Linked DNA regions of Mus musculus: regions 1, 3, 4, 5 and 6 are each linked to region 2. Evidence: chromatin loops called from intact Hi-C (ENCODE). Cell type or tissue: gastrocnemius. All regions are shown on one strand. Region 1 has its middle 84 kb from the start of Gm46567. Region 2 has its middle 18 kb from the start of Gm33330. Region 3 holds the start of 4632428C04Rik (RIKEN cDNA 4632428C04 gene). Region 4 overlaps Opa1 (OPA1, mitochondrial dynamin like GTPase). Region 5 overlaps Hes1 (hes family bHLH transcription factor 1). Region 6 overlaps Opa1 (OPA1, mitochondrial dynamin like GTPase).

The links. A loop is a pair of places that touch in the nucleus more often than their neighbours do. Peaks named below come from ENCODE experiments on the same cell type or tissue, not always from the same donor. Only the 100,000 strongest peaks of a DNase experiment are listed, where the experiment ranks them.
Region 1: it touches region 2 in a loop (11-fold over the local background); 25 of 42 quality-filtered maps call a loop at or near these places.
Region 3: it touches region 2 in a loop (3-fold over the local background); 4 of 42 quality-filtered maps call a loop at or near these places.
Region 4: a loop joins it to region 2, with 5 times the contacts of the local background. A loop is called at or near these places in 10 of 42 quality-filtered maps.
Region 5: it touches region 2 in a loop (11-fold over the local background); 16 of 42 quality-filtered maps call a loop at or near these places.
Region 6: it touches region 2 in a loop (6-fold over the local background); 19 of 42 quality-filtered maps call a loop at or near these places.

The regions. Positions count from the first base shown.
Region 1 is chr16:29,727,519-29,731,518 of GRCm38, forward strand. No RefSeq gene overlaps it. Among named protein-coding and RNA genes, the nearest start is that of Gm46567, 84 kb to the right of the region's middle. In gastrocnemius, a CTCF peak has its summit at 1,506 (motif pointing right); DNase peaks (open chromatin) are centred at 519, 1,530 and 1,799.
Region 2 is chr16:30,233,453-30,237,452 of GRCm38, forward strand. No RefSeq gene overlaps it. Among named protein-coding and RNA genes, the nearest start is that of Gm33330, 18 kb to the right of the region's middle. In gastrocnemius, no CTCF peak of the experiment used is centred here; DNase peaks (open chromatin) are centred at 1,870, 2,320 and 3,069; H3K4me3 peaks cover 769 bases; H3K27ac peaks cover 1,193 bases.
Region 3 is chr16:30,006,832-30,010,831 of GRCm38, forward strand. It overlaps 4632428C04Rik (RIKEN cDNA 4632428C04 gene), which reads left to right and starts at 1,836. Exons shown (of 3, transcript NR_033631.1): 1 at 1,836-1,899. In gastrocnemius, a CTCF peak has its summit at 2,294; DNase peaks (open chromatin) are centred at 1,763, 2,311 and 2,832; H3K4me3 peaks cover 1,951 bases; H3K27ac peaks cover 3,017 bases.
Region 4 is chr16:29,638,732-29,642,731 of GRCm38, forward strand. The region is part of intron 27 of Opa1 (OPA1, mitochondrial dynamin like GTPase); the gene reads left to right. Among named protein-coding and RNA genes, the nearest start is that of Opa1, 61 kb to the left of the region's middle. In gastrocnemius, no CTCF peak of the experiment used is centred here; DNase peaks (open chromatin) are centred at 2,166 and 3,812.
Region 5 is chr16:30,065,366-30,069,365 of GRCm38, forward strand. Hes1 (hes family bHLH transcription factor 1) reads left to right here. Exons shown (of 4, transcript NM_008235.2): 1 at 1-333; 2 at 466-561; 3 at 798-885; 4 at 1,507-2,431. The coding sequence starts at 226. The coding sequence ends at 2,063. Gm32998 (a long non-coding RNA gene) reads right to left here. Exons shown (of 3, transcript XR_876001.2): 2 at 3,522-4,000; 3 at 2,498-3,282. Among named protein-coding and RNA genes, the nearest start is that of Hes1, 2.0 kb to the left of the region's middle. In gastrocnemius, CTCF peaks have their summits at 908 and 1,816 (motif pointing left); DNase peaks (open chromatin) are centred at 381, 916, 1,814 and 3,471; H3K4me3 peaks cover 3,858 bases; H3K27ac peaks cover 4,000 bases.
Region 6 is chr16:29,632,878-29,636,877 of GRCm38, forward strand. The region is part of intron 27 of Opa1 (OPA1, mitochondrial dynamin like GTPase); the gene reads left to right. Among named protein-coding and RNA genes, the nearest start is that of Opa1, 56 kb to the left of the region's middle. In gastrocnemius, no CTCF peak of the experiment used is centred here; no DNase peak of the experiment used is centred here.

The sequences.
Region 1 (4,000 bases), 510 kb before region 2:
ACCCAGAGGGGATTCTGTTGAGTTTAGAACGGGACTATTTCTAGACACTTCCGGGAAAAGGTGCCATTTGAGGAAGGCCTCTACAACAAAAGTAACTATTGGAGCACACAGGTAGAGGAATCAACATTTGAGGTTAGGAAGCAGGAAGTGACAGTTGGATTGGCATCCACTCAGGCATGGGGCTGGTGTGGTTAGAGACAAGGACAAGGCATAGCTTAGCGCGCATGTGAGAAAGCAGTCGATGCAGTCACAAGGAGCTTAAAGCCCCAGAGAGTTGTTCTGGTGAGTTTCTGGGATGAGCTTGCAGAAGGAAGACTGGCTTGCTGCTCCACCTGAGAGGGAGAAGACAAAAGAAGCCTGTCATTTCAGAGAGAAGAAATGGACAGAAGCAGTAGGGAGATTCTGATCCCTGCGTTGCTTCTGAGATGGAGCCCCACTTGAGTCCTCTCTCCACTTTGTGCTGCACCCCCCCTGGGTAGTCACCCTCGGCCGGCATCCAAGCTGGGGGTTTTGGCAATGTTTGCAGGAAGCCTGGGAAAGTTTTCAGTGCCTGTGAGCCCTCAGAGACAGGTGGAGGGCTAGTGTCCTCCCACCACCTTCTAGGAGAGACTTTGCTCCCACAGTAGAGCCCTAGCCTCAGGGTGGTTCCTGGTCTGGGCTGTGAAGCCACATCTTTGGACTAAGGGATGCCTCAGGAAACCAATAAGTTTCTCAAGATTTATGACGCAGGAAATGCTTTTTGGGAGAGAAAAATAGAAAAGGTGAGGTAAAGATGGGGCAGGGCTGGGCTGGGCTGGGCTGGGCTGGGCTGGGCTGGGCTGGGCAGGGCAGGGCAGGGCAGGGCAGGACAGGGCAGAAGCCCCAGTAGCCTCCTGGTGCATGTGCTGGGTTGTACTGGTGGAGGAGACTGGTTACCAGAACTCATGGTGGAAAAAAACTCTTAACAAGGATGTAGACATATTTCCTCTTGTATTTTTTCTTTTTTTAATTAAACTTTTGGTTCCTTCTCTGCAAAACAGAAAAGATGAACTCATCAACTCACAAGATCTTTATCCCCAGGTGCCCTAACTCCTCAGGGAACCTGTTGTTTTCAGGATGGGCTTTGAGTATGTTGCCGGCCTTACTTTCCCCTCGTGAAAACTCCAATTACTGAGATCCATATATCTCATGCCTGGGCTGGATATTAATGATGAGTGGATATCCGGAAACTTCCTTTGGAGGGATACAGCTCAGCTGGATTTTCTTATTTACTGTCTTCACTCTGGAGCGAAGCCACATCATCCCAATGCACGTCCCAGCACACACAGCTCAGCATGTGGTCAGTCCTCATGTATAAATCTACAGACACACAAGTCCCAGTGCTCACGCACACCCACATGAACATGCACATGCACATGCACACACCCTCTATCTCAGTTCTCTTTCTGCTAATCAGTGAATCCTCTCTAGTATGAGAGATCTGACAGACTTAGCCCTGTTTTGGATGAATTCCTGGCCATCTTTGGCGTCCCTTTCTGCCAGTCTCTGCCAGCAGGTGGCGCTCACAGCTCTCAGACAACACAATGGGCACCTAGGTTCTGAACTTCTGGCCTTCCCCCCCCCCCCCCACCTTTGGAATGGCATAATTTGGGAGTCATCTATGGGACGACTGCCAAGGTCTTAAATTTTCTACGTGGGGTTTGGATAATTTTCTCCAGACGGCTTGGAGAACTGGACTGGATGGGAGGAAAAGGGGCAGTGGTGGGGGTGGGGTTGGGCTGAGCCTCAGGGTGGGTCTGGTCAGGGCCAGGACAGCTTCAACTCTGGCAGCCAGAAAGCCCCACATTGAGGGGTGTCTGAGGCGAGGGTGGATCACACCCTGTGTGGGGGGGGAATGCTTTCGCTGGTATGAAGACAAACAAACAAAGCCAAGAGCTCCCAAATCCTGCCTGTCCCTATCACTCATCTGACAAAAATGTTAACCCATGGCAACCTCGGCTGCTGCTCAGCACCATCCCGGATTTTATGATTTGTGAATTATTAGTCGTTCAGATCCTTTTTTAGAAATAACTTTTTATCCTGAAAAATTCTAAGCAGATACAAGAGTATAAAGAATGATATAACAACCCACTTACGGGCTCACCAGCTCAGTAATTATGGTAATCAGTCTACCCCTCAGCCTTCTCTGGAATGTTTTATGGCAAATTCCCGACATCATGTCATCCCATCATCCCACACCAAACCACCTACGACTGTGCCCCCTCCCCACCCCCCGTGTGGTATTAAAGAGACCTTCACACCAGCCAACAAAGACTGTTTTTTCTTTACCATAACCATTGTCTAAAACCCATGGGGACTTTCTTAGTGTCATCCAGCCCCTCTGTTGCACACCGAGCCCTTCTGACATCTTCCACTGTCCCAGTGCAAAAGCGCATTTCACCACCCACATCCACCCCATCCCTGCTTGTCAGTGGCTACCTCCTGAGTGAGCATGGACTAGAAATCAGTTAACATGGAGTCCCCATGGGCCTAGAATACCACCCAAAGAGTCCCATGAAGGACTGTCATGCCCAGAAGACACTTTACTGATCATCCTGATTGTCGTCGCGGGTCTGGAAGTGTGACTTAAAAGACCTGTCCTTTCTCAGAAATAGATAAGAGTCTGATGCAGACAGACTGCATCTGCATGCCTCCTGGCTCGGGAGCTGCAGCCATAGGCAGGGAATGCAAACAATGTGGCCGTGCCAGTCCCAGAGAGGTCTGGGAATGCCTTCCTAATTGAGCTGCAGTCTGCCTGCAAGGGAGACAGGGACAGAGAGCAGTGAGGGCTGGAAGGGCCAAGAGGGAGGATGTCTGACACCTGTCTGAGTGCTTTGAACCCTGGTGAGCTTTGAGACCCCCAGGAGGCACCACCTCTGGTGGCCAGAGGAGAGAGGGGTAGGGATCTGTCCCTAAAGGGGTCAATCCCTGAGATGGTTTCTTCACTGGGGCTCGCGTTTGTTTTCATCCACGGGACCACCTTGAACCAATATACTTGCTGTGACAGGAAATGTGCATAGGAGAAGCTTGGGAAGTTCTGCAGTGTTTGCTGAGTGCTAGACGCCCCCACCCCACCGCAATCATGGGTGGTAAGGAGACTTATGTCTTTAACACGTAGGGCACACACACACATTCTACTTGGGCTTTCCTACTGTGCCTTCTGTGTTCCATAGCTGGTCTCTGGCTCTTCAGGCTCTTCAGGACTCCACAGGAACACATTTGATGCCTTCAGTGCTTTCTGACAAGCCCATCGTGACAGGTTCTGTGATACCCTCTGGTTGGTCCAAGACTGGAATCTATCAGCGTTTTCGATTGCTTTGCCTGAGGAGCATCCCATGCCAGCAGGCACCTGTGCACTTCAGCTTGTACTTGAAGAGGTAACACAAAGTTGTGACCCCTAGATCTGTACCACCCTTGGCTCCTGGGAGGGCTTTGGGTAGCAGGAGATGACCAGGCTGAGATCAAAGAATCAGAACCACCAGCTGTGTTGCTGACCTGCTTTTGAGATGATCCCCTCATGTCACAGCTAATATTCTCCAGCGCCTCGGAACCACTGACCCAGACATTACATTATAGTATTCTGTTTTTTATTACATTTGTAACTAAATTGTATTTATTATGTGTTTATTACAATGAAGGTAGATGAAGGGTATAAAGCAGGAACTTTTTTTCCAACCCCTTACCACCTTGTCCCAATAATGTACTGCTTACGGTACACTATGGAAGTGTGCTTTTCTGGGAACCCAGGGATATGTCTGTGTGTTGCCAGTCCCTCTCTCCTCTTCACAAATGTCAAAGCACTATGTCTTTACACACGCACATGCACACGCACACACACACACACCCATACCTTCAAGTTCATGGCAGGTTTAAATTTACCCCCTTCTTCACCATAAAGCCAAATAGAATAGTCTGAGCTAGAACCCCGTACTGTACACTCAGTATAAATGGAAACTTTGGGACAATTCTTATTAATAGTTAG
Region 2 (4,000 bases):
GAGTTACTCCTCATGAGCTGATTACCATGTCACCCCGAGAGGTACCACTGAGACCCCAGAGTCCAGCTTCCATCCAGATATCACCTCTGAAGTCACACCTAGGCACATACTTCCTGGGCTGGGAGGGGAAAGCGCTTTGCAAGGACACAAATCAAGGTGAGAAGCAAGGATTGCCAAGTGTCACCTTTAAAGGACTCTGGAGGTGTAGGCCCCTGGGCTCTCTTCTTAGGGTTCTCAGGAACAGGTTGGAACAGGCTCAGGAACCAGATTCAATAGCTAAGGGCTTTTATCTCTTTGAAGTCTTGGTTCAAATGTCACTTTTACAGTAAGAGACCTTCAAACTGCTACATTTAACATTACAAAAAGCCAGGTATGATAGTATACACCTGTAAGCCCTGTACTAAAGAGACTGAGGCAGGAGGATCCAGAGACTGCGTCTCGAAAAATTAATATATGCATACATAGATATAAATACATACATCCATTTATAACCAACATACTTCCTTCTTAGCCCCATACCTAGTGTTCTTTATTTTTGAAATTACTTTTACTTTCAACTCTGCCATGCAATTAACATATTTTCCATACTAGTTATTGATCATCGTTGTTCCCCCAACCCCAACAGAGACAGGCCATGAGGGAAGGGAGGACCTGCCTTGGCCACCTCCAAATTGCATGAGCCTGAAGCAGGCTCAACTACTTGTTTCAAACAACTGCCTGAACGAGGTACTGAAGGTATTGCAGGTGACCAGAGACCCACATTGCCAGAAACCCTGGTCCAGGAAGTGTGGTGAGCTTTGGGACTAGCCAGACGAAACCTGCGCACTCAGAGCCGGTTCCTCCTCCCTCAGCAGCTGCAGGCAAAGACCCGCAGGCGTGGCTGAGGACGACCACTTAGATTTGAGGCTTCCTGTCAGACTTGCATGCCGCAGGCTAAGCATTCTTCCCCCCAAATCCCAGAGAGTAGGTCCCATGGACTCTTGTCACCTCTACCTGTAGGGACTTAGAATGTGGGAAATGTGATTGAAAAGAACCATGACTTTCTGGTGGGGTTTCTGGTATAGATGAATAAGATTACAGGGTTTCCTTTCTCTGGGAAAGAAGAGGAGGAGGAGGAGGAGGAGGAGGAGGAGGAGGAGGAGGAGGAGGAGGAGGAGGAGGAGGAGGAGGAGGAGGAGGAGAGAAACAACAACAACAACTTGGGAGCAGAAAGACACAACTGAAAATGTCCATGCAAAGTCTCAACAAGACATGGCAACACAAACAAAAAGGGAAGGAGCAGGGTCCAAGCATCCATCCATCCATCCATATGGAAGAACAATAGTGAAGACAACCTGGTTCACCGTCCAGTGCCTGCATCCAAGCTCCAGCTGTGCTGCTAATTGTCCCATGACCTTGAGCTAGCCCCTCTCCTGCTCTTCTCTCAGTTACCAGCATACCTCCCCCACACACACACTCTCACAGAGCTCCGTCCACCCGAGCTATTCTTTTAGAGCTCTGGTTTCCACCTAGGCTTTGGCCAGACATATGGCCAAGCCAGCAGGAGGGGGGGGGGAACGGACGGGGACGGACACTTGTCCCAACTGGTGGCTGCCCAAATTTTCCTGTCTATCCTCTAGCCCCACCTGAGAGCCCCATTCAGGGCCCCATTAGAGGGAGCAGGACTCGTTCTGACACAGCATATCTATACTTCCCCCATCAAGTCCCCCAGCCCTCCCCCTTATGTCTGATGAGTGATTCCCCTCTGAACCCGTAGGCCTGTTTTCTGCCCACAGCCCAGGCCCAGTCTCTGACACCCTGGGCTCTGTGATGATATTGCTCATTTGGATTCTAGGAGGGACGGCTGCTCTTCAAATTAAACTAGTTCCCTCTGGACCCCTGCCACCACTGCCTCGCTGCTAGGAAGTGTCCACTGGCCCTAGGGAGAGCTTTGAACAATTCTGTAGAAACGTGGAACCTGCCAGGAATCAGCTATGTGGCTCGAGGGGGTCCCTTCTAACCTCTTTGGCCTCAGTTTCCCCTGGACTGGAGTGGCTCCTGCCAACTGCCTGGGAATAAGGACCTGAATCTAGGTAGGTAGCAGAGGCTTCAAAGAAGGAAACCAAGCCCTGGAAATGAGAGCTGGGGTCAGGAAAGAAGCACACAGTCTCTCCAATTGCCCTTCCTCTTCTGTCCCCTCAGAAGTAGGCTCTGAAGAAGCTGGCAGGGCAAGGCAGCCATCAGACCAGGGATGGGCAAGCTTCTTTTACTCACATGGCTTGTCTCCAGATGAGGCCTCGCACCAGGGAAGGCAGAATATCAAACAGATGGGAAAGTGGGTGGGATGAAATATGAAGTGGATTATTTATGATAAAGGTCACTGCCTGTGGGGAAAGCCCCCCTGGGCGGGGGTGATGTATCCAGCTAGCTAAGAAGCTAAACAAGGGACTCTCCTTTCCAGAATAAAGCCTCATCCTTAAAAATAGAACACCCCCCCCCACACACACACACACACAGAGCCATTAAAACTCAGAAGCAACTCTCTGCTCCCTACCCCCATAGACGTCGAAAGTCCCTTACAAACGGCCCTGCTTTATGTGTCACAAAGTCAGAGGCAAACCCTGTGTATGAAAACGTTTATTATGAAGACCCACAGAGCTCAACTAAGGGCAGAAAGAAGAGAGAAAGAAACCATGAGAGAGAATGACAGGAGCTGGATTCTGGAGCTGATCAGCAGGTCCCTTGGCTTGGGGAACTTGCCGGGATCCTCGGAAAGAGACAAGGAACCCAGTGAGGTGACGTTGGGACAGGCAGAGAGTGTCAGGGAGCAGCCGCAGGGGTGAACCCGAGTCCCGAAGGAGGCAGAGAACAAAGTGGAGTAAAGGAACCTGTGCCGAGTGGTTGCAGGCGTTCCCCCAACACCAGCACATCTAACGTCAGGCGCGACTAGGCAGCCGCCAGCATTAATTAGGTACAGATGCAGGCACAGGGCAAGCCTCGGCCAGGAGCCGCTCCCGGAGGCGCGCCCCCCAGGCGCAGCCGCCACCTCCGCAGCCCGGACCAGCAGCCGCCCGGAGCGCGGAGTTTTCCCCGTGGCGCCACAGCGCCCCCTCATGGTAGTCTCAGGCAGAGCGGCTTCAGAGAACGGCAGACTCTCAGCCTGGAAGCCAGTACCTTCAGTACATCTCATACTCATTCGGAGTGTTTAAAAATCCTGATGCCTCCACGTTGGCATCCCGTGTTTATTAAATTTGAATATGAGAGCTTGACTTAGGCACCAGGGCTTCAAAAACTCTCTGCAGGAATTTCCAGTCCTTAGTCAAGTTCAGAATCAGCTGTCCTAAAGCGGTAGTTTTGAACTTGATGGGTATTGAAACAACCTCGGAGACAGCGTAAGGACAGATTGCTGGTCGATACCCCAGAGTTTCTGATCCCATGGATCTGTGGTTGGGTCTTGTGAGTCAGCTTTTCATTTCCCAGGGTATAAACAGGACTGGCAGGGATTGAGCACTGACTGGGAGATCGCTAGAAATTCAGGCTTAAAGGCCACCTTCCACCGGCTTAATCACAATCTGTTTGGCACACACGAACGAATCCTCTGATATCAAGGCTGAGAAGTGTTATTTTAAGCACTCTTTGGTCAGATTTCACACAGCAGATTTCTCACCCTCCCCAAGAGTGCTGAATCAGAGGGCAGGATAGGATGTCCCACATCCAATTATCTTGCATCCCGGATGGGAGAAACTGAGACCCAGAGGATGAAAGGATGCCCCAGAACCTGGGTTCCGGGGTGACCTATCATCCCCTGTGGGCTTTGATCTGTCTCCTCCACAAGTCAGGCAGCCAACTGTCAAGAGATACTACTGCCTGGTCTCTGCTCTGTGTCATAGGAGGGGCCGAAGAAGCAAGCAGAGAAAGAGGAAAATGGCAGCAGAGGTTGGGAGGACCTGTCAGCTTCTGACCCTCAGTGCTGAGACTCTCGGCAATCACCTGCTCGTAATTATCTGTCTGAATTCTCAGG
Region 3 (4,000 bases), 230 kb before region 2:
ATCGAGCCCTCTGCCATGGGAGGACACAGAGAAAGTAGCTGCTGTGGCGACAATTCTGGAATTTCAGATTCTTTAAATAACACAGAAATGTTATGAGAAAGTGTTCTTGTTTTAATCCCAGTGTGGGGCTGTGGGGCTGCTTCAGATTGTCTGCAGCAGCTGACGTGATTTCCTCGTGCCCTAACAGAGGCACAGTTTTGCCAGCTGCAGACAATTTCTGCAGTTGTGTGACCTCTGGAATTCTGGGAACTTTTCAGAGGGTATGTAAATGCTAGAGCCACAATAGGCAGGGTGGGTGGGGTTTTGGATGCAGTTTTCTCATACTCAGAGAAGAAACAAAAGGAAAGAATTAGATTCAAGGATCTCTGTCTCCCCTTTATCCTTTCCTTCTTATCTAGTGATAGGTAGTGAAAAGGGGGTGGAGGAATAAAGGATGGGAAAAAGAAGAATCCACAAAAAGCGAAGACTATCTACAAACTGCCTATAAGCCAAGGAAGAGGGACTTCAGGGGAATTGAGTCACCTGTGCCTTATTCTTTGACTTCAACATCCAGAACTGGGCGTCAGTCAATGTCTGCCGCCAGTCTATGGTATTTTAGCAATTGTATATGGATTAATGACAGGGATCTCTCACTGACCTTATCATTATGGGAACTTCATAGAGTGCACTTATACAAAGTAAGATGGGTAAGGTGTCACTAGATGACATACTCTTTTGAGAACCACTGCCATGATGCATCCTGTCGTTAACTGGAGTTTCATTATTCAAAGCTTATAGCGCACCAAATACCACCGAATGCATTCTTTTCCCCCTTTTTTTCTTTTCTTCTTCCTCCTCCCTCTCTTCTTCATTAGATTCCCCAATAGAAAGCAGAGGCTGGCCTCAAACTTGTGATCTTCTTGCTTCCTACGTGCTGGGATCATAGGCCTGTGGCACCACACCCTACTCAGATTTATGTTCTGCAGGTGAGGGGAGAGATTTGAGATGGCAAGATTAGCCTGACCGAGGTCACATGTCTGGGCAATGAGGTTCTGAACCTGTGATAAATGGTATTGACAAGTGTTCATGTGGGGGTGCACTCAATCTGCAGAGTGGCTGTCACATGCAGAATTCAGTGTTGTTCATGGGGGGGGGGGGGTACATAGAAGGGTAGCCCGTCTTTGAATAAGAAGTTGCAGGAGAGAGAAAGACTAGTTAGGCAGGCCATGACCGGTACAGAGCGGGGACAGAAATCAAGTGCATGGGGACTTCAGGAGAGGCAGCTGTTGAACTGGATTAGGTTAGCCTGGGAAGAACCACAGAAGTGAGACCTCATCGCCCACTGTGAAGAACAGGCAGGGAGAAAAAACAGAAACAGATCATGCTGGAGGAGAGCTGGGTACAGCAGAGACCCCACCCAGGTCCCGAGCCTCCTACGGGGGTGGCATACACACACACACACACACACACACCTCGACCCCTCAGAAAGCAGCAGAGGCTGATGCTAGGTGAAGACCCTGGATCCCTGGACCCCGAGGTTTGCCCCCACCCCCATCTGATTTCGTCCCAACTGCCCTGGAAGGCAGCGACACCACAAGGAGCCTTGGCTGAAGAGACACTTGGCCACGGAGTGGAGAGCCAGGCTCGGAACAAGGTGCACTGCGCTGTCTCCAGTCTTGCATGGCTGCCACCCAGAATGTGACTTTGCCTACATCTCCCTGCATGGCTAGGCATTGGAAACCTTGTCCCTGGCTGACTTCTGGACCCATGTGACTCTCATCCAATGACTAGAGGGGAGGCTGCCCCCGCGTTGAGGTGCAGGGCTCTTGCCTAGCTCTCCGGGGGAAGGGTCAGGCAGAGTGGAACCTCCTGTTCAGGGCTGGCAAGGTCCAGACTGGAGCTGTCACACAACCCCATGAGGTCAGTCCCCTGCATAGCCCTCAGTTCTCTGGCCCTTTCCCGGAAAGAGGTCACCGCCCAGGAGCTCTCAGAACAGGGGCTCTCTGTGTCTAAGGCCGGCCTGGTGGAGCAGGAGGATGCATAAGGCCAGCGGGGGCAAAAGAAGGGCGTGCTGGGCCACTCGCTGCGGGTGGCGCCGCAGCCCCGGGTCGCCGGCAGGGACCGGCGTGTGGGCGGAGAGGCGGCGCGCGCTCGGAAGTGGCCCCGGGCGGCCTCCCAGGCGGGCGGCTCCTGTTTCCCGGCTCCCGGGCGGGCGGGCGCGGGCCAGCTGCTGGGAGGTGAGCGGAGCAGCGTTTTCCCACAGTCTGGGGCGGTGACACATGGCGCTCACACATTCCACAGCCGGCGGCCGCGCCAGGCCTGGCGGTGAGTCAAGGCAGCGCGGGGAGCTGCCGAGAGCAGGTTCCGACTTTGGCACCCGGCGCGCCGCCTTCCCGCCTTGCCCAGCCCGGCGGGGGCGGAGGGGGGAGGGGGACGCCGGTTAACCCTTGGCTACCTAGGCGTACAGCAGCAGAGGCTCCGATGCTTGTCCATTGAGGGGGGACAGAGGGGTGGGGGATACATCACCACGGCGGATACCTACACACCCTGTGTTCCTTGTGCGTTCTTTGCTTTTTTTAGACCGGGGGGGGGGGGGGGGAGGGGGTATCTGTAATCCAAACTAGTCTGAATTCATTGTGGCTTCAAACTCCTGGTGATGCTCCTAGTTACAAAGCAGAAAACCAGAGAAGTTGCTCGTTAGAGACGGTGCCACTTCTGGCTTTTAGATTCAGACACGAACTGCCAGAAAGACTGGAGGGGTGAGGGGAAGGCTTTTATCGTTACTGTCCCTTCATCTAGAGTCTCGCTTCTGAGTCTGACCACTGTGGCCAGGCCCAGCTCCCGTGTGTTTATTGACTGGATCAAAAGTCTAGGTCGCAGTTCCTTCTGGCAGTCGTTGTACAGATAGAAGCAAACAGCTGGAAGCCTGCGCGGACAAATGCACACCCACATAACCACACACTTTAAAAAAGGCGGGGGACTGTGACTGTGGTGGGTGTTGTCCCCATGGGAAGGCTGAGCACTCCAACCTTGGCTTCCCTTGGGCGTGTGTGAACTCTACATGACTTCTGCAGCTGTTGCTGCGTGCATCCCCACCCCGATCTGCATCTACCTATTCTGAGACCACACAAGCCCGCAGCTTTCATCAGACTTGAAGGTCCCACAGACCAAGGTTCAAAGTTCGCGCTTTTTTTTTTTTTTTTTTTTTGAGTCAGGGTCTTACTAATGTAGCCTAGGTTGACCCTGAAACTTACAGGAGCGTGCCACCACACCCAGCACCTGGTTTATCATTAAAGAGACTTAGGTGAAACCATCTGCCAGAAGTTTGGGACCTGTAAATGTCACCTCGGTGTCTAGATGTAGTTCAGGTTATCCCACACACACAGCCTTTGCTCTCACTACCCCATAGCACTCACTTGTGAGCCCCCCCCCCCCCCCCGCCCCCGGACCTGCCCAATCGCCATTTGCATCTTCCACAGCTCAGATTCTGTAGACCCTGGTAGGACTTTTCGAACTCTTCTTGGTTGGGGAAATAAACCACCCCTGCCCTGTGACTCAGTCAGTTAAGTGCTCAGTTATGCTAGTGTGTCAAAGGACCAACCGAGATGTCCCCTCTGGAGATCCACAGTCAACGGGGTATATGCTAGGTCATTCAGCCAGCATGAAGCACGGCTCCAGAGGAGACACAGCAGACGCTGATGGCGCCAGTGGACACTGAGAGAAGCAGAGGAAGAGGAAGGTTACTCTGAAGTCCCATGATCTCCAGTTGGGGCTCTCAATCAAGCAATTAGAAAGTCTCCTAAGGAGTTAATTCTATCCTAGTGTGATAAAGGATGAATGGACCAGGTAGGGGTCCTGCCTCAGGGCTCTTGGTCTCATTGCCACCATGATTGGTCAGTTTTCACCCATCTGCAATGGTATAGAAGTGCTACCACACAGCCTACTCTGCTCCAGTTTGCCTCATTCCACACAGCTTGATGGTTTCAAGATGTGGCCACATTGCTGCACATTGTCTCAGGAG
Region 4 (4,000 bases), 590 kb before region 2:
AGCAATGTCATTGTCAATAATCCATGAATTGGATTTGTAGTGGAAATTTTTGTTTGTTTTATTTTCAGGCAGGGTCTTACTGTGTAGCTTTGACTGGCTTGGATCTCAGTTTAGAGCAGGTTGGACTTAAAGTCAAAGAAACCTGCCTGCCTCTGTCTCCTAACCCTGAGAGATAGGATTAAAGGTATATGTAACCCCAACCAATGTACTGTATTACTTTAAAGCAGTGCTTCTCGCCCACCCTGATGTCGGGACCTTTAATGTGGTTCTTCATGTTGCAGTAACTCCCAATCGTAAATTTAATTTTGTTGCTACTTCATAACTGTAATTTTGCTAATGTTATGAATTATAATGTAAATATTTTTGAAGATAGAGGTTTGGCACAGGGGTTGCAGTCCACAGGCTGAGAACCACTGCTGTGAAAAAAGTTCTATTTGTGTGCTAGTGTGGAATCCAAGATACATACTTAAAACTACAATTTTTTTCTCTTCTAATAATGCTTATCATTTCCTTGGTGAGCATTATTAGGATGAAATAATAAAGTTAAAGGTGAGGTGAAAGCTTTCCAAAATTTTCTTTAAAGATTATTTTATTTTGTATGCATATATGTAAATGCCTCATGTATGTATTCATGCCTCATGGCTGAGGAGACCAAAGTGGGCCCTGGATCCCTGCACCTGGCAATATAGACCACTGTAAACTGCCACGAGGAGCGAGGAACTAAACCCCGGCCCTCTGGAAGGGCAGCCTGTGCTCTTAACCTCAAAGCTGCCTCTTCTTCAGCCCCACTTTTTCAGTGTTTAGGTTTCTGTGTACTCTCTCCAATTCTAAGGTGATAAAAATAAAACCTAGTGGAGGGAATGCAAATCTAATCACAATATGTAATCTGCTGGCTTATGAAAGTATATAGAAAATAAAATCAAGCAAGGCATAAACATTGTAAAAAGGAGAACTTCATGCGTTATAGACCCACTGTAAATACCCTACGCCAAGGGTGTGGTTATAGACCCACTATCGATACCCTACGCCAAGTATATGGGAAATGCACTTCTTTTTCTCTTTTGGTTGTTTGAGACAGGCTCTCACTCATCTTTGGCTAGCCTGGAACTGACTGTGAAGACCCAGGCTAGCCTCTGCCTCCAAGGCCTGGGCCACCATGCTCACTGTGAAGTACATTTCTTAGGGGTAGATAAAGACATAGGTTAAAGCCAAAGGAATTTTGTTATTTTACTATTACATGTTTCTAAACTTTCCCTCCCAATAAGTTCAGTACAAATTCCCTTAAATTTTTCATCATTTAAGCCAGCCATCAGTGCTGCACGCACACCTTTGATCCCAGCACTTAGAAGGCAGAGTCAGGAAAATCTCTGGATTCAAGGCCAGCCTGGTCACAGAGCGAGTTCCCGGATTGCCTGGGCTACATAGAGAAACCCTGTCTCGAAAGAAAAATCATCACCTTCCTTATTCTATTCACGAGAATGATGAAATCTGTACACGATTACTCAATTTTAAAAGTACATTGTTTTTCCAAATAACATGTTCATGGTGGTAGCACTAGGAGACACGGCTTAGGCCTACATAACGGCTGGCCGTGGCGTCAGTCTCCGCTGTTTGCAGTTTCACATTAGGGAGATTTTTCTTTCTTCCTCTGTTCCCATCCATGTATAAAACAGTCCATCTTATCTATTCCTTACACATCTCTCTGCTCTGTTCCCGTTTTTATACTTTAAATTGTACAAGGGGGCTTAAGTAAGTAAAGTGAATTCCTATCCCCTTTCTGAGACAGAATTAAGGTTGCTTTGCTTTGTTTTTAATCTTTTATCTCCTCCGTTTTGCACAACTTCTTACTCTGAGCCGTGTATACAGCTCTCTCTGTCTTTAAACAAATTCTAGCGAGTATACTACCAGGAATTCGGTTCTCAGTTTTTTAAGTATTTTATTATTATGGGGGTGGTGTGGGGGGAACATGTTAAAAACTGCCCCAACCAGAAACTATACCATTCCCCTTGCAGCTCAGTAGGCTGTTGAGTGTGGCGGGCGGGGCAGTGTCTTGAGAGCTCTGGGCTGTCTTCTCCTACCCGTGTGCTCTGAGTTCACTGTCAGTGCACTTGCATCCAGCTTCTCAGCTAGCAGGGTGGGCTGCAGTTCACTTCTGTTGCTTTGTACAGACTTGGTTCTAAAATACTCATTCAGAGAACAAGCGACATTAATAAAACTAGAACTTCCTGAAAGGTTACTCTATAGAGTCCCTGGGACCCGGAGGCCATGTTGTAGCATGTTGGGTAGTAACAGTCACTCTCCTTGAGAGTCGAGCCACCTGTTGAGGACCAGGCCTTGCTGTGTGTGCTTGTGCCTTCATAGTGTCGTCCTTCTCCAGAGATGCCCGGACTGTTTCCCTTAGATGCAGTGGATGATCCTTCCATGGGGTTCTAGCCACCTTTTAATCGTGAAAAATGGATGCGTGCAGCCCTGCTTCCCAGAATCCACTTGATTCTTCTGAATATTTTATTCTCATCACTACTGAAATTTTTTCCAATGGACTACTAAAACTGAAGAGAGAATAATTATATAGGAATAGAATATATTCTATTCAGAAATAGATGCTATTTCCATGTGACTGCACCATTCGTTCGTTTGGACTCATCTGTCCCTCAGGCCTGTGTAGTTGACAGAGGTCTCTTAGAGCTGCATGAGGCCTGAGAGGAGGCATTCCCTATTGTCATAGTTAGAAGTTGATGTTCGCTGACGTTAAACCAGTTAGCCAGGTACACGAAGGCTTGTGGCAGAGCGGAGCTAGCTCTGTCAGCACCGGTGCCTTTTAGAGTTGCTTGATGATTCTGTTCACCTGGGTCTTTGGTTTGATTGTGAGTGACCATAGGCACAACTCTTGCGATTTGGCTTCTTGCTTTGTATTGTTAATAAGTGTTTCAGAACTTGTTTTCTTAGTGAAATCAAGTATCGAGAATCTAGAGTTTATATGCACATATGCTCCCTTCATATATACATATACACACACCAACACCTGTTATTTTTTTTTAATAAATCACTTCTTTAAAAAAAAGAATCTAGAAGCCAGAGAGCTAGCACAGTGGTGAAAAGCATGGACTCCTCTTAGGAAGGCTCCAGCACCCATGTCACACAGCTGAGGAAAAGAAAGTGTGATTAAAATTAAAAAGGATGACTTCTAATTTAAATAATATGTAACATCAGTTCTGGACTCCCTGTATTTTGGGACCTCCTGCTCCTACTGCACAAGTGCAGGTCGGGCACTTCTAATCCAAAAGGCTGTAACATCTGAAACTTGAGTACTCACATGATACTCTCTGACTCTCAGGTTTTCGGGCATTTTAGATTTTATATTTTCAGATTCTTGGTGTTCAGCTAGAAAAGCAGAAATGTATATTTCTGATCCCAAACATTTCTGAGAGGAGAAAGACAAGTTGTATTAGTAACTAGACCTCCTTGTGTGTGGTGTGCTTCCCCTAATAGAGCATCTGTCTAGGAACTATGACTTGTATTTCATTTTTTATTTCATCTCAACTTGAGCTTAACTAGAGCTTTCAATTCCTAAATCGGAATTACATTCTCTGAGCTTATATTTTTTCTCCTTTTAAAGTTACATTAATGAACTGTTTGAGCCTCTTTCTTGTGATTCATTTATCTGCTATAACTTCTTTTTAAGGCTTCAGCACTAAAGGTCTTTTGACAAACCAATATTTATAACAGTTTGACGGCTGGGTGAGGAGCAGCATTTGTCTTTGTAACAGCTTGAAGACAGACCCTCTCCAGGACCCAGTCATGCAGTTACAATCTTGGCCTCCTTTCTTGTGCTGGGAACATGCATCCTGCAGCACCTCCCATGTGTTTCCTTGTCCCATTGACTATCCATTCACTTCCCATCTGTTTTGCAGTCTTAAAGGAACAGAAGGGGCCCTCTTCTTATAAATCTGTCTTTGCAAGTGATAAATGATGCCCTATCTCTTTAAGGGCTGCCTGGGTG
Region 5 (4,000 bases), 170 kb before region 2:
TGATAACAGCGGAATCCCCTGTCTACCTCTCTCCTTGGTCCTGGAATAGTGCTACCGATCACTAAGTAGCCCTAAGACATAATAAACCTTCAACTGCTCAGTAGTTTTTCTTATGAAAGTCAAGTAAAAGGACGTAAGCAAAAAAAAATTATTTTTTTTTTGCGTGAAGGATTCCAAAAATAAAATTCTCTGGGGACTGAGAAGAAAAAAAAAAAAAAAACGAAAATGCCAGCTGATATAATGGAGAAAAATTCCTCCTCCCCGGTGGCTGCTACCCCAGCCAGTGTCAACACGACACCGGACAAACCAAAGACGGCCTCTGAGCACAGAAAGGTAAGACAGTACCTGCGTCTAGAAATTAAGTGGGTTGTGCACAGCGGGACTCCTTTTACTTTTCTCTTAAAACCTCGGGGTGAAATGGCAGATCCCGTGGGAACTCAGGACCTCTTTTCTCCCCCTTTGCAGTCATCAAAGCCTATCATGGAGAAGAGGCGAAGGGCAAGAATAAATGAAAGTCTAAGCCAACTGAAAACACTGATTTTGGATGCACTTAAGAAAGATGTAAGTGAGCAATGCTTTTTTTTATTTTTAATTACGAATGGAATGGCATTTCCCAGGCACAAAGAACTAAGCTCTTAGCCTGCTGCATGTGGATCTTACCCCGCCAGCACTACGTTCCCACTGGCGGGAGAGAGGCCGCCGGGCCCTGGGATGTGGGACATGCGGGCGGGGACCTTCAGAACTCGGAGGCAGCTGACAAGGAGGACTGACTTTCATCCCTTGTTTTTTCTGCGCAGAGCTCCCGGCATTCCAAGCTAGAGAAGGCAGACATTCTGGAAATGACTGTGAAGCACCTCCGGAACCTGCAGCGGGCGCAGATGACCGGTAAGGACCGCGCGTGCGTCCCCTCTCTGCGGGTGTCCCTCTCGGCCCGCGGTGATTTCTTCCAGACTTCCGCCCGCGGTTGTGAGAGGCATTCAGCTACATTTTACTGCCTTGGCTCACTCCGCGTTCCCACGGTCTGGGTCTTATTTATAGCCACAGCTCCCAAGTTGTTACTGCTCCGGAAATGGAGGGAGAGGCTGTAGCCGAGAAGGGTGGTGGGCAGCTTGGCTGTGGTAGAAGCCGGTGAGGGCGAAAGGACGTAAGACTGAGGAAGTTTGGGGCTGGATAGAAGGTAGGGGTCAGTGGTTTAGCACCGGTCCAACCCCTGCCGCAGGAGGGGAAGTGGGGTTTGGAAGGCGCCTTGGGTGGCATTGTCCAAGGTCAGGTCGCGCGCGGGACTAGGGGTGGCAGATCTGGAGCTGAGATCGGTTTAGATGGAGGGAGTGTCCTGGCTTATGTCCCCAACCTAGGGAGAAGGAGCTGGCTGTTCTTAGCCTACCCAACCCTCCCAACCCCAGGTGGTTCCGGAGGCGCGCTGCGGGGACCTCCCAGGGCGGGAGGCTGTATGGCTCCGGGGCCAGGGCTTTTCGGTGACCCATCTTTTCTCCTTCTGGCCTGCAGCCGCGCTCAGCACAGACCCGAGCGTGTTGGGGAAATACCGCGCCGGCTTCAGCGAGTGCATGAACGAGGTGACCCGCTTCCTGTCCACGTGTGAGGGCGTTAACACCGAGGTGCGCACTCGGCTGCTGGGCCACCTGGCCAACTGCATGACCCAGATCAACGCCATGACCTACCCCGGGCAGGCGCACCCCGCCTTGCAGGCGCCGCCGCCGCCGCCCCCGTCAGGACCTGCCGGTCCCCAGCACGCGCCATTCGCGCCGCCGCCGCCGCCGCTTGTGCCCATCCCCGGGGGCGCGGCGCCCCCTCCCGGCAGCGCACCCTGCAAGTTGGGCAGCCAGGCTGGAGAGGCTGCCAAGGTTTTTGGCGGCTTCCAAGTGGTGCCGGCTCCTGACGGCCAATTTGCCTTTCTCATCCCCAACGGGGCCTTCGCTCACAGCGGCCCGGTCATCCCGGTCTACACCAGCAACAGTGGGACCTCGGTGGGTCCTAACGCAGTGTCACCTTCCAGTGGCTCCTCGCTCACTTCGGACTCCATGTGGAGACCGTGGCGGAACTGAGAGCCTCAGGCCACTGCTACCCGTAAAGTCCCTAGCCCACCTCTCTCTTCTGACGGACACTAAAAACGAACTTGGATTTTAGGAGAGACTTTTATAATTTGGTGGTTATTTTGTTGCTTTTTTTAATTCTAAAAAGTTACTTTTTGTAGAGAGCTGTATTAAGTGACTGACCATGCACTGCATTTGTATATATTTTATATGTTCATATTGGATTGCGCCTTTGTATTATAAAAGTTGAGATGACATTTCGTTTTTTACACGAGATTTCTTTTTTTATGTGATGCCAAAGATGTTTGAAAATGCTCTTAAAATATCTTCCTTTGGGGAAGTTTATTTGAGAAAATATAATAAAAGAGTGAAGGCTTTTATGTCTTAGAACTGATTATTTCAAAATTTGTAAAAAAAAAAAAGTGGTGGGGCTTGAAATTCATGTAGTTTGGCAATTCAGAAATAGGATGTATTTTTTAAAGTTTTAAACAGGAACCATCAAACCTTTCAGCAACACTCAATGATCTAAGAAGACCTAATTTATGAGAATTCATTTGATGGGGCTTTCCTGATAAACAGTCCTTATTTTTTTACCTTCCAAAGGGCGGCTCCCAACTCACTCCCTGTAGTAGCCACTGGCCTCCTAAAGTAAAAGCGCGCTCAAGCCACATTGCAGCCCTCCAGCATTGGGACCTTCATTTGTCTGTCCTTACTCAGGCGTAGCTAGGCATCCCCTGGCACCCGTATCACAAAGTTTGAAATGCCTCTCTTCACCCTCTTCAAGCAAGCTGAAAAGGTCAACAGATTCTCTCTGCCAGGGTACAACTAGTTAGACTCCCAAGTGGAGCCCGGGCCAGATGATTAACAGCAGACATATGTTTCTGATAAGTTTCTGCGCTTGACTTTAATGGAGAAAGCATGTGGGGGTTGCGCTGGCAGGCACACGGGCCGTTTTTCCCCTTTTAATACAAACAGCAAGCGACCCCTTCGCATGGTCATGCCCCATTTCCAGGCAAGATGTGGGCTCCAGATAGAAGCAAAAGGGTTGTCTCGGGTTTCAGCTCACACAACCCTCCTTAACAAGTCCTAACTCAAAGCGGACAGCTTTAAACTGTGCCAGGATCTGCAGGGAATTTCTTCCAAATCCCATCACAAAGGCTTGTCAGATTTTCTCAGATTTGGCCAGGTGTTTGACTGCATCCAGGTGTTGGGGAAATGAAAACCACGAGCCCTGCGAGACCAGACACATCAGCCGCGCTGTGGGTCTGGCCGGCGCGCCCTTCCTCCCCCACAGCCGGCCAGTCCTCCGCCCAGCCCCCGCTCCTCCCGCCCGCCTCTCAACCCCCTACCCCCTTTCCCTTACAGCGGCGGCTTCTGGGAGGAGAAGGATGAGGCGGGAGAGATCAATCTTTGAAGCTTTCCTAACAAAGATAAAGCCAACGATTTTCTGTCTTGTTTCAAAAGCCTTACCTCTCCCCCGCCTGGCTGTAGCCTTTCCCACAGGCCAGCGCCGAGTGCGGCTCTATCACAGGAATGATCTAGCAGACAGCAGCCGGTTCTTTCCAGGACCTTCAGCTTCGACCCCCGGAGAGAGAGGTTTAAAAGATTGTTTTGTTTTGTTTTGTTTAATTGGCTCCTATTTGCCTTATTTTCTGCCCAAGAAAGGTATTCAACGCATACTTTGTCATTCCATTTTTTCCTGGTTTTCCTTTTTGTTTATACATAAACATAGTAACAATTACTCCATTAAGACACATCCCAAATTTAGATATTAAAGTCCTCTGTTTCCACCAAGAATTCCTAGCTTCTGTAGTAGAAATAATCAAGACATCAGGAACTCAATTTTATAAAAGTAATTCCTTTTACATCTATGGAGGAGGGGGCTACAAGGGAAATTAATTTCTTCATGCATCTTTATTAATGTCACCAAAAGTGTCACGCAGCAGCTT
Region 6 (4,000 bases), 600 kb before region 2:
GTCAGGAAGCTTGTTAACAGAAGTCAAGACTCTTGGACACACATTGGTGTTGATAGCTGGAGCATGGGAAGGACAGGATACACCTGGAACTCTTTAGAGTAAGAAATAAGGATGTATTTGACATGTGATGTGTCGTTATCACACAACACAGGCACTGTTTGACACTGCAACTGGGCAGACCTCAGGTAACTGAGACAGTGACATAGTGTAGCTTATTGAACGAAACACAAATCCTCTAATTAGGAATTATATGGGGAGAAGGATGAAATTAGTGGTAAAGAATAGAATGTTTATCTTACTACGCATAATATTCTCAACAGAAAAGACCTATTATTAAGATTGTTTTAAAAGAAAATACCTGTTATTTTAAAAGGTAACTACATCATGGAAAAATCTGAGCAGTCACCACCTGATTCATGTGGTCGTCACAGTCCTGTGCCACCTTATGGATTGGCATTTTTACTAAAGATATAGGACTTTAGATGTGGCTGTATATCAGAAAAACCACAGGTAAATATTGCCTACAGAATAGCTGACCTGAGGGCATCGGGTACATCAAAGACAAGACAAGACTGAAACAGTAGTCCAGATTGAACACAACCAGTCAGGAATGCAGTCTGTGTCCCTGGGAAGCACTGTATCTGTGTATCTGTGTTGGTTTCAAAGGCATGACTATTCAGTTGTGACTTATTTAAGGAAATACAGGTTGCTTCCAGCTGTACACATCAACATTTAGATATGATGAAGCCTAATCACGGTAACTGTTTCTAGAGAGATGATGGTTTTGTAGTGTTGTTACAGCTTTTCTGTAGCCAGGTGGTTTTTGTTTTATGATGAAACAGGAAAAGAAAAAAGTTTATGTTTCTAGCTAATACAAGATCAGTGTCATGTGGAAACACAGAAAATGGGATTCACGGACATCCTCTGTGACAGAGCACCTCATGGTGACACTTGAGCTCATCCTCCTGCTGCGGTTCTAGCTACAGTTCCCTCCCGCAGCGTATAAACAGCCTGGGTGACTTTCATGAGAATCTTGATTCTGTAATCAGAGCAAGCTCAACAGATTCTAGGGTCTAAGTGGAGAACCAGCTGTGAAGGTGGCTATTTGGATTGCATGTGAATTTTTTTAAGATTTATGTATTTCATGTGTGTTAGTGTGCATGCCAGAAGAGAGCATTGGATCCTATTATAGATGATTGTGAGCCACCATGTGGTTGCTGGCATTGGAACTCAGGACCTCTGGAAGAGCATTCAGTACTCTTAACCACTGAACCAACAACTCTCCAGCTCCTACCTATGAAATTTTTAGTAGTGTGCCTATCAAAATAAAGTTCTATTAAAATTACTTTCTTGCCCTAGTCGGCCATCATTAGGAAGAGCCCCTTGGTCTTGCAAACTTTATATGCCCCAGTACAGGGGAACACCAGGGCCAAGAAGTGGGAGTGGGTGGATAGGGCAGCAGGGTGGGAAGAGGGTATAGGGGGCTTTGGGGATAGCATTTGAAATGTGAATGAAGAAAATACCTAATAATAAACTGGAAAAAGAATAAAAATGTAAAAAAAATTACTTTCTTCCAGGTGGCAAAAGTTGTCCTTTCTATAATGTTTGATTTTATTATTGTCACCATATTAAAAAAGAGTGCTAACATTCTGAGATCTGTTCTGTTTTCCCCACTTTGGAAATGTTAATCCCTGTGCACTAGTAACACTGGTCAAGTTTCCTTAGTACGTGGTGAGATGCTTTTCTTAACTTGTGTCCACTGAGAGACCCAAGTTATATTTTGTTGTTGTTTTGGAAATATGCTGGCTGTCCTGTAGCTCAGAGATCCACCTACCTCTACCTTCAGAGTGCTAAGATTAAAGGTGTGTGCCACCACCGCCTGGCTTCGAGCTATACTTTTATTTCTTGTATATGCATACTCATTGATAGCCAGGAGTTAAAGGGATGGTTGCAATCATTTATTTAGACAGCTTGTTCTGAGAAAGGATTCTTTTCCTGCTTATAATACAGGCTTCTAGCTCTGTGCAAAATATGAAGTTGTTCATGGTGTGAGCTGATATTTGTGTACTTGTCTAGAGCATGGAGACTGCCTTCCATACGTTCTCCTTAGGGTCCCCCCTGTGGAGTAACGATAGTTATTTTTGTCAGAATAAAAAACGGAGACTTAGAAACACATAGTATCTGATGATTTTTTTTTAATTTATTAGAGGACAAAACTCAAGGCATTGGAAAGTATAACTGTATACATGTAATTACCCTTTGTGTTGGGATGTGTACATAGTGCTATGTCAGAGAGACTGTCCCCGGTATCAGCAGTGATCTTCTCATCCTTAGTCCTTCCCGCCAGAGCAGGAGCTTTGGAACTGAGGCTTTCAGTCTGAAAACACCCAAAGAAACACCATACGCATGCTGAAGTCATGCATATGAAGTCAATAGATGAACTGAAGGAAGCCTGTCTTTATTTGACCGGTAAACTTTCTCCAGACTGCCAGGTCCCACTCTAATCAGAGGTGCCCAAAACCTGGATGTTTCTCCCCTTGCTGGTCTCAAGCTCTCTGTGTATCTAAGACCTTGAACTTCGTGCTCAACTTGCTCCCACCTACTAAGTGCTTGGAACAAGGGTTCCAGGCCCAATCCATCAGGGCTTTGCCTATGCTCAGCAAACTCTCCCAGCTGAACCACAGCCCCAGGCCCCAAAGTAAAGAGCTCTTCAGTGTGTTGTGTTCATACCTGAGTCCTAACGTCCAGCAATTAAATACACCAACCCTTTCCCTTTTAACTGGCTGTCATTCTAACTTTTGGGGTTTTGTTGAGCAGGATTAAGAGTGTTGAAATGTTCTCTACCAAGTTTCTGTATATTTCTTCATATTTACAAATATGAACATAAAATATATGAAATATAAAAACAATAAACTCTAGCTGTCATTGTGCAGACTTATTGTGATGGTGTAGTTGTATAGTGTTTGTGTTAAAAGCAGTGAAATCAAAGTGGCTGTTAATTTGGAATTTTGCAATATCCCCTTTCCCCACCCCCAGTTAATCTGCTCTGCTGACTGCCTCTACCCTACACGAGGTGGCAACAGCTGGCCTTTTTACCAGAGCTCAGAGGGATTAAAGAGCAGGAGAGCAGCAGCGTGCGAAGCCTCTTGCCTCTGTTGACTGTTCTTTATTGTTTGATGCCTGAGCATCTCCCAGACAGCAAGCAATTGTTGCTGGAAACTTAGAGTTTGTTTCTCTTGAGCACATACAATGCTGTTCAGGCTCCTCTTTGTGTTTCTTCACGTTCCCAGCCTCCTCTTATCCGCCATCCTGTGCTTTCTCGTGATAATTAGAAAAGAAGCAAAGATACAACCTTTGTATCTTTGGCTGTGTGACACTCACTTGTGACTATAAAACTTGGCTATAGAGACTACAGATATGAAGGGGTTTTTTCCTCTGAATTACCAGATATTCAGCCACAGAAGTCATGCTTACTATGAGAACTCTGCTCACCATGGTTAATATTATTGAATGTCAGAAAACAGATGCATTTGTTTATTTTAAAATGACGATGACACACGGGAAGCAACAGATGAGTACTTCATTTGCAAGGCCACGATTAGAAACCTAGCAAAGCCTCCTATGTCTACAAAGATGCTTTCAGTGACCCAAACACCGTCCTAGTTTATAGGATAGTTGTAAGAATTTCTTCATGCCACTTTAAATCTAAATTTAAAAGCAGGTAGGACATAGCTAACAGAAACATAGTTAGCTGGAGTGTTTTTATTTTACTGTGTTCAGAGAGGAAGAATGTCATGTGAGTCTGAGATTTAATTTCTGTTGACTACTTTGTATTTCTCCTCTTCTCTGGCACCTGCTACTGTCACAGATGAGATCAGTGGACCTGGAGCATGGGGACTGAAACCACCCCACAACACTTTCCTATTCTCAATGTGGAGCCTAAAGTGCATGAAAATTCCCTGTGATTCTTGCCACTCACCACCTCCCCACCCCAGCATAT